2 separate regions of the Homo sapiens genome follow, and region 1 is linked to region 2. Evidence: chromatin loops called from intact Hi-C (ENCODE). Cell type or tissue: sigmoid colon. All regions are shown on one strand. Each heading gives the region's core, and the rest is flanking DNA. Links, peaks and the distances in the headings are about the cores only.

Region 1 (4,390 bases), core at 103-4,102, 220 kb after region 2:
GCTCCCCCACTATGATACAATTGCTTGCTTCTTTCAAGGGCTTAGAGGTGGCAAGAGCTGGAGGAGCCTCAGAGATTGTCTAGTCTCACATACTCATCAGGTGCCAAAGGCACCTCAGTGGGAACTTGAAATAATGCTGTCACTGGATGGTCACAGTGCTATGGGCTTGGCCAGCAGATGTTGCCTTTGTGAAATGTGAAAAGGTGCCCTCTCTTGGGGGATGAAGCCCTGTGCCAGGATGTGCTGCTTGGTGAGTGCCAAGTAGGTGGAACTTATGCCCCCTCGCATCCCCTGGGCCCAGCACCCTTGCAGTGGGCAACCTGCAGTGGGCAAGTACACACAGCCATCCTGAAACATCTGAGCCCAGAGAGAAGTCCAAATCCTCAATGTGACCTACAGGTGATGTGCTAGCTGCCAAGTTTCAGCAAACATCAGTCTCCTCTCTCACTCACCTGGTACCCATGCTGGATTCCTTTGGCAGCTTCTTGCTGCTGCTGGGCCTTTTTGCACTGGTAGCTCGCTCTCCTTGGAACAGTCTTCCTGTTCTGACTGGGTAAACTGCTACTCATCCTACTGGTCTCAATGCACATGTTACTTCCTCATGGTAGCTTTCTCTGACCTCTCAGACTTGGGTAGGACCCTATCGTATATTCTCATGGCAAATCGTTAATTATCATTAATTAATGATTAATTATCGTTAATTACTGTGTATCCGGCCTCCCCGTGTTCACTCCTGGACTGGAAGCTCCGTGAAGGCTGGTACTATTTTGTTCATCACCGGATCTTTATCATCTGAAGCAGTGCCTGACACATGGTAGACACTCAATTAATAAGCTGCGCATGGTGGTAGGTGCCTATAGGGAGGCTGAGACAGGAGGATCACTTGAGCCCAGGAGTTCAGAGATGCAGTGCACTATGTTTGCACCTGTGAATAGCCACTGCACTCCAGACTGGGCACCATAGTGAGACCCTGTCTCTAAATAAATAAATCAATAAATATGTATTGCATAACTGAAAGGCCCTGCTCTGATTTCCTCCCTCGTCCTGTAGGAAGCTTGGGACAGGCTTTGGTAACAGGAATTTCAAAAGGATGATTTTCCCCAGCGTGAAAATCCTCATCTGGCATCTTGCATCTGATGCAGCTCTTCTATCCACTCCTCCCTGCCCCAAAGGGGCCACTGATTCAGATCCCAGGCATAGACTTGTAAGCTGTCTAATTTTTCCCATGATCTCTTGCCCTTTGCTCACTCAACAGTGTCCTGGGAAAGAAGTTTCTGGCTGCCTACGCACTGGGCTCAGGAAAACACAGAATTAGCACTGCCTCAACTTTTATTTTTAACCATTGATTGATCTTGGTTCCAGCAGATTTATTTTCAGCATAGGGCCTGTGGGCCGGTGCTAATTTACATGCCTAACTGCTCTCCAGGAGCTAAACCTCTCAAGCGATGTTCTGACACACCGGGCTTTGTCACCCTGACCCCTTCTCATCTCCTCTGGGGAAGGGATGGGAACTGCCCCTGCCAAATGCAGGGGGATCAGTCCTGGAATTCCATTACCTTCCCTGGGACTGAGACTTGGTTAAGGAGCTACATCCAGCCCTTACTCCTTCTGAATTCATCGCAGATCCAGATTATACTAGATTTAGATTCTATTTCTTTGTATTTTATTCCTCCAACTCATATTTATTGAGAACTTACTTTATAAGTACACAGAGCTAGACGCTAGACATGGAGGTGGGATGGGGAATGGAATTCCATGATGAGTTAATCTTTGCCCTGCCTCAAAGTCGAAATCCAGAGGAAAAAGATTGTGAGACAAGTGTTTAGAATCAATGTGATAAGTGCTAAGTAGAAATTTTGCACAAAGTTTTGCAGGGAGAGGGAAGCTAGTTAATCTTCTTAGAGACTTGTCAGGAAGGTGTCATTTTATTTACATTGCTTAGTGCAAATGTAATTTGCACTATGTCTCTGCAAGTCAAGATCTTGTAGGGATAGGAACATTCCAGGCAGAGGGAACAGCATGTGCAAAGGTATGGAGGCCAGAAGGCAGATGAGGAACTTGAGAAAGAGCCTGTTCAATGTGGCTAGAGCACAGAGTGCATGACAGCAAGTGGTGAAAGATGAAGTGGGAAAGAAAGGCCTCTCTGCTAGTCTGAGAACCTTATGATCACCTCTGCTTCTTTATGCACTGCCTACCTCTCTAAACAGACCGCATGGGCCTTGAGGGGCGGGACTGTGTTGCTGCTGCTGCCTTGTCACTGTCTCATAGCTCCAGGCTCAGCGCTGTAGGGGCAGTAGCCAAAGGAAGAGCCCAGGCCTGGCTGGGCTAGCAGGCAGGTCCTCCTGGAGCCAAAACAGATCCTCCCACGTGAAGTTTGAAAGGAAGCATCTTGCAGCTCCGTCTAATTACAGGGTAAGTGAGCGGGCCTCCCTCATGGTTAATTTGCTATGTGCCTTTATTGCCAGCAGAAGACAGATGACTCACGGAGGGTATTCCATATAGGCCTGCCAGTAATTGTCTTTATGACTTCATGAGCCTTTTATGGGCTCCACTGGGAAAGGTGTTTTATTTTTCTTCTTTTCACTCTCCATTTTCAGTCGGTAAATAACCAACTTTCTGAGAGCAGGAGGAATGTCAAGTTCAGGATGTAGGTAAAGCAATCCCAAGATAGGCCATGGCCATCAGAATGGAGGCTGGGGTCAAAGCAGAGGACAGAGAGAATGAGGACAAGTTGGCACGCTAAAGGGTACATGAAGGGGGTAATGCCCATCAGTGATTAATATACACATCATCAAAATTTAAACATGAATAAATGTTCCTTTGCAGCAGATTTACTTTCTCAATGATGCTTGGCTTAGATTAATGATAATGTGAGTTTATGTTTCCAAAGTATACACAGACTGTTCTGCTTGAAGGGCTGGGGGAAGGAGGTGGGAGTGGGTAGATGGGGAAGAAATTTGTGGTGTCCCAAAAGAGTGTTATGTGGGAGGATAGTCACAAGTACTTTATATTTAATTAGCATCTAGTCTCTCTCTATATGCAAGAGGTGCAACAGTGAGACATTTGTTTAAATAGAATGAGAATGGAGAATGGAAGGGTGTTGCATGTCAGTGGCACTCTGGAGCTGGCTAGCCCTGGTTTTCAAAAACCAGTTGTTACATTTTCAGGAATTTCATGAGCTGTTTTACTTCATGTTGGCAGTTTCAAACAAGCCATAGTGGGATTATTTACACCATGGTAATCGGCAAACACTGCAAAGCAGAGACCCACCCTCACTCGACCGGTTGGTAAACATTTATCCACATACCATTGTTGTCGCCTTCTATACCACTGAAGTGTTTAAGAGGGGGTGAAGGACCGCCTGACAGGATAAAAACTATGGGCTAATATTTATTGACCACTTACTAAGTGGCACGTACCATTCTAAGCACTTCACATGTATTTATTCATTAACCCTTTCAACTCCATGGGGTCGATGCTATTCTAGAGGCTAAAACTATACCCAGAAGGCTGAGACTTAAGAGACGGAGCCAGAAAGGATTATTAGCTTATATCCTCATTTCGTGGTTTTACAGATGAGAAAACTAAGAGCCAGAGAGGAGAAATGGCTTGGCCAAGGTCAGTGGCCTGGAGGTCTGTCTCCTGACTCCCCAAGCAGAGTCTGTTTCTCCTGCTCTTATTCTTCCAGCTTTCCATACTATAGTCCTGTTTAGATCCAGGCAAGAGCTGCACCTAAAGGCCTAAAAGAGGCAACCCCCAGGCCAGAGTCCATGGAATGAGTCCAGTGGGCTCTGTTTGTGTTGTTCCTATTGCCTCTGCTGCCATCGCTGGGGTCTGACTGCTCTCTGCTGCCCAAGTGCCATCCAGGGTTGCCTCTCCTTCCAGTTGCCATTGTCTGAGGGTCCCACTGGAAGCAACCGAGACTTCAGTCTCTCAGCAACCATCTGGAATAACAAGAAAAAATAAATAAAAATAAAAACCCAAGTCAGAGCTCTGCCTGTTAGCCCAGAGTCCTTAGCTGAGGGTGGAGGGGGTGAGCACAGGTGGGCTGAAACTCTCACAGCCCAGTGATTAGCCTGGAGAATTCACCGCTAACTGCATAGGAGCTCAAGGGGAGTCCAATGTGGAGCAGGGTTGGGAAAACGACTCTCCTCGGGAGCTGAGGCTCTGCCGCTTGCTTTGCTGATTGCTTTTGGTGTGAAAAATGTGGCCCGAGTCAAGGAAAAGAGACTCAAGATGAAAATCCCTTCAATTCTTAAATATATAGGTATATTCTAATGTAGACGGCATTCTAATATGGTAAACATTCCAATGTAGACTATAGGATCAGGTAGTCCCAGAGCTGAAAGGGCCTTCAAGAATGCTTTCCCCGCCTCCAGGCATCAGTGGG
Region 2 (4,390 bases), core at 160-4,159:
CATTATGATAGTATCACTTGAGGAGGTGGACATGAAAACCCTTTTGAAGTGTGAAGTTTATGAGAGATGGTTATCTGAAACCTTCCTTTTTATTTTTATTTTTATTTTTATTTTATTTTATTTTATTTTATTATTTTATTTTATTTTATTTTATTTTATTTTATTTTATTTTATTTTTTTTGAGACATAGTCTCACTCTGTCACCCAGGCTGGGGTGCAATGGTGTGATCTTGGCTCACTGCAACCTCCATCTCCCAGGTTCAAGCGATTCTCCTGCCTCAGCCTCCCAAATAGCTGGGATTACAGGTGTGCGCCACCATACCCGGCTAATTTTTTGTATTTTTGGTAGAGATGGGGTTTCACCGTGTTAGCCAGGATGGTCTCAATCTCCTGACCTCATGATCTGCCTGTCTCAGCCTCCCAAAGTGCTGGATTATAGGCGTAAGCCACCGCACTGGCCCTGTAACCTTTTATACCTGTGTGCCTATCCCTTAGGGGAGACCAAATAAGATAGAATTTGTTTTAAATGCTCAGAAATGGTTTCCAGGATGCCCAAATCCTTATTTTCCTTTGCTAATTCCCAATCCCTACTTGCTTTGGCCTCACATATTCCCCAGACTCTGTTGTTGCATCCCTGCTTAACCCTCTGTCCCCAGGACAAAGTGTGAAAGTCATGCATAGCTGACAACATGGCTCTTGGAGACCAGCCTCCGTCCATCCTCCTCTCTTGCCATTCTCCCATTCACAGCTCTAGTGAACCTGAATTTTGACTTGTTAGAAAGCACCAGGCTTTCTCTGGCCTCTGGGCTTTTGCACATGTTGGTTCTCCTGCCTGCTAACTCCTACTCATCCTTCAAATATCAGTTTAATGGCCACTTCCTCCAGGAATCCTTTTGCATTAGTCTGGGTGTCCCTGATCCAAGTCCTAGCAGTGCATTTTTTCCCCTCTACTGCAATTGACTCCTTGCTCATTTATGTCTCCCACTTGACTGAGCTCCACAAAGGTAGGGCCTTGCCTTTTTTGTTCTTTGGTATATTCCCAGCACCCAGCACAGTGCCTGATGTGTAGTGGGTGCTCAAAAAGCATTTGCTGCAGCAAGGAATAGTAGGTGGGTTTACGACAAATAAAAATGAGTGGGATTCTGCCTTAGTCATGTTGCCGAGAGCTCTTCTATTCATTGAGTGCTTATTAAGTCCCCTTGTGAGCCAGACTGTCCACTAAGCCCAGCAGCTCCTGGGCTGCAGACCTGCCTGCAGAGGTGTAGACATTGTGAGGCAGACGTCGTATCAAGCAGAGCAGGTAAGAGTGGGATGAGGCAGCCCTGGGTGCCTCAGCTCTGCTCCTGAGGCCTGACCTTAAACCCCTGCCACCCCCCAGCCTTTTTTCCTAAGCCCAGACTCTTTCACAGCCAGGCTGACCTTGGTCATTCCCAGCAGAGGTGTCTCTGTCATAGCCCAGGCCTTTGCCTGGTTTCTGTCTTATCTGTGGATTTCTTGAGCTGAGCAGCATTGGTGTAGGAGGAGACAGATGGGACCACACCCAGCTAATCCTGCAAGGAGCTCCAGCCTGGCTCTGGGAAGTCCTATTGGAATATTAATATTCTGAGGAGGAAGCCAGTGATTACATTTTAGACTTCCAAATGGGCTTAGTAAATAGGCTTTGCTGAGAGGTGGGACAGACAGCTGGACCAGCAAGCAGTAACGGTGAGCAGCAGCAAGTGGTGATTAAGGAAGAGATTTGCTCCCCAGAAAGGGAACTCTCCAGGAGCTGCTTCCTGGTGGGAGATCTTTTCAGTGAATTCATTTAGGCAGTTCTTGCCTTCCTGCAGAGGTAGAAGTCCCTGGGTGTTGCTTTTTACTGTTTCTCTCTCTCTCTCTCTCTGAAGACCAGAGAAGAAGAATATATCCAATGACAGGAGAGCACATACTCATAGGTGGGTGTCTGTTGAATAATTAATTCATTCATCCATCCATCCATCCATCCAACCATCCATCCATCCATCCATCCATCCATCCATCCATCCATCCATCCATCTATCCGTTCCCTCAATAATATATATCGTGCACCCTTTCTGTTGGGTTCTGAGGACACAGCAGCGAGGAAGATATTCATTTGTCTCTCCATTCTTTCCTCCACACCAGGATGTAGTCTGGGTCCAGAATATAAGTCAAAACACGTGCAGCTGCTCAGTTTGCCTCTATCAGACCCAGGTCACTTTCTCTGCCAAAGCCTGGCTAGCACAGTGGATATGTCACATGGACACAGGTTGGGATGGCCTGGCATTCTGACCATCTTTGTGTTCCCAGCACCATATCGCTAAAGGAAAGAACCCAAGGTGACATAGGGGCACCAGGTCCTCTGGATATTGCAGCAGTCTTCCCAGCTCGTGTGGTGCCTGGTGCAAATGAGAAACCAGAACTCCTTCCTGGAGACACATCACTGCCACCTGCTGGAAAATGCTTGCAGCAAATATTCGACTCTGCACGGCCACAGTGCGAATGGTGCCCCTTAGATTTGCCTATTGGGTCTAATGCCTATCTGTGTGGCCCTGGTCCACTGCTTAGAGTGATCAACTCTGTAGTCCCACAGGGCAGTGGCTGCTGCCAAATATCTCCAGAGAAAGGTGCAGTGTTATGCAAAGCCCCAAATACCTGACAAGCCAATATCTATCTGTTTGCTATTAGCACATATTTAAAAAGTTCTATTAGATGAAAGATAACTGAGGGTAGAAATTTATATGATTCCAAACTACATGTGAAAATCTGACAAATGCAAAGGTGGAAAGTGCTCTAAAAAGATCTCATTTTCCTTCTTTCTTTTTTGAAAAATTTTGAGATAGAATCCGCTCTGTCGCCCAGGCTGGAGTGCAATGGTGCGATAATGGTGCGATCTCAGCTCACTGCAACCGCTGCCTCCTGGGTTCAAGCAATTCTCCTGCCTCAGCTTCCCAAGTAGCTGTGATTACAGGCACGTGCCACCACACCCAGCTAATTTTTGTATTTTTAGTAGAGACGTGGTTTTGCTGTGTTGGCCAGGCTGGTCTTGAACTCCTGACCTCAAATGATCTACCTGCCTCAGCATCCCAAAGTGCTGGGATTACAGGCATGAGCCACCGGGCCTGGCCCTTTCCTTCTTTCTTATCTATATCTCTCCTCTACTCCAAGCTGGTGACAGATGGCATCACCACTCAGACAAATGCAAAACACTTGGCTAAAAACAATGCCCTACTCCTTGGCCCCCAGTACTCACACATTCTTTGGAGAAACTTTTCAAATATTTTTATTTGAGATTCATTGCCTTATAGTTTAAAGGATTAAATCCATTGCTTTGCTGACCACCTCCTCTGGGGACAAAGGCCTGAAACCCCTTTGTCCCCAGAGGAGGTGGTCACTAAAGCAATGGATTTAATCAGTAGGAAATGGAAACCTAGGTTTGCCTTAACGAATACCGAGGGCCTCTGTTTTCAACCCTACATGTGCTACAGTGTGCACAAAGGTGTACACACATTCATATGTGCATGCACACACTTGTTTGCACTTGTGTGTGCAGGTGTTGGGAGTAGGTGAGCCAGAGTCTAGCCTGGTGCCTCTTTCCCACTGCATCAATAAATGTGGGTTGATGAAAATGGTGACTGGGACCTTCCCCTCCCTGAGTTTTGCAGGTAAAATAAAGGTGTCAGTGCTGCATGATTTTACTGGCTACCCTGAACCCAGTGGTTTTGTAAAGTGATCGGCGAGTGTCCAGGAGCATGTCTCCGGGGTGGGTGGCTCCAGCTGCAAAGGCACACACCAGGCCCCCACATGGCAGGAAAGGGCTGGCCCAGGATCCTGAAACAGTCAGAACAACACATTCCCAGGCTGAGCATCCTTGCTCTGCTCTCCTTGGCCATGGGAATGCGGGGACTGGATCCCTTCAGCTGTGAAAGCTCTCGCTTGCTTTCTGCCTTCCCTTACATACATCATCTGTTCAATGCAGCTCAAGCTCCAAGCCAAAGCAGCTCTCAGCAAACATGCTGAGCCTGGTGGTGGGCATCAGATAGAGTCAAAACTGCTCGGGGGCAGTGCTGGCCACCTTGGCAGTGAGACATGCCAGGCCACATGCACAGAGGGCTCTGGGGAGGACCAGTGTGTTGTGATACTAAGAGTCAGAGGATGCTTCATCTGATCCTGGCTTGTATCCATCTATTGATCCATTCAGGTGCTGAATAAATGCTCATTAAGTCCCCTGTGTGTAGGCTTTGTGTTGTGGGCTGTGGGGGATACATAGATGAATGACACATGATTCCAGCCTGAAGAGCTTACACAAGCCACCCCAGCACAAATCCAAATGTGCTACTCAAATGCCACGGGGGTCTCAGGAAGCAGAGAGCACTCCCAGCTAGAGATTAGG

What was found. Hi-C counts contacts between places; a loop is a spot of excess contacts. Peaks named below come from ENCODE experiments on the same cell type or tissue, not always from the same donor. Only the 100,000 strongest peaks of a DNase experiment are listed, where the experiment ranks them.
Region 1: a loop joins it to region 2, with 5 times the contacts of the local background. A loop is called at or near these places in 1 of 110 quality-filtered maps.

Annotation. Positions count from the first base shown.
Region 1 is chr11:116,230,646-116,235,035 of GRCh38, reverse strand. No RefSeq gene overlaps it. Among named protein-coding and RNA genes, the nearest start is that of LINC02151, 270 kb to the left of the region's middle. RefSeq lists an enhancer at 1-188. In sigmoid colon, for the core only: no CTCF peak of the experiment used is centred there; a DNase peak (open chromatin) is centred at 2,325; H3K27ac peaks cover 329 bases.
Region 2 is chr11:116,452,291-116,456,680 of GRCh38, reverse strand. All of the region lies in intron 1 of LOC107987166 (a long non-coding RNA gene), which reads left to right. Among named protein-coding and RNA genes, the nearest start is that of LINC02151, 46 kb to the left of the region's middle. In sigmoid colon, for the core only: a CTCF peak has its summit at 2,454 (motif pointing left); a DNase peak (open chromatin) is centred at 2,440.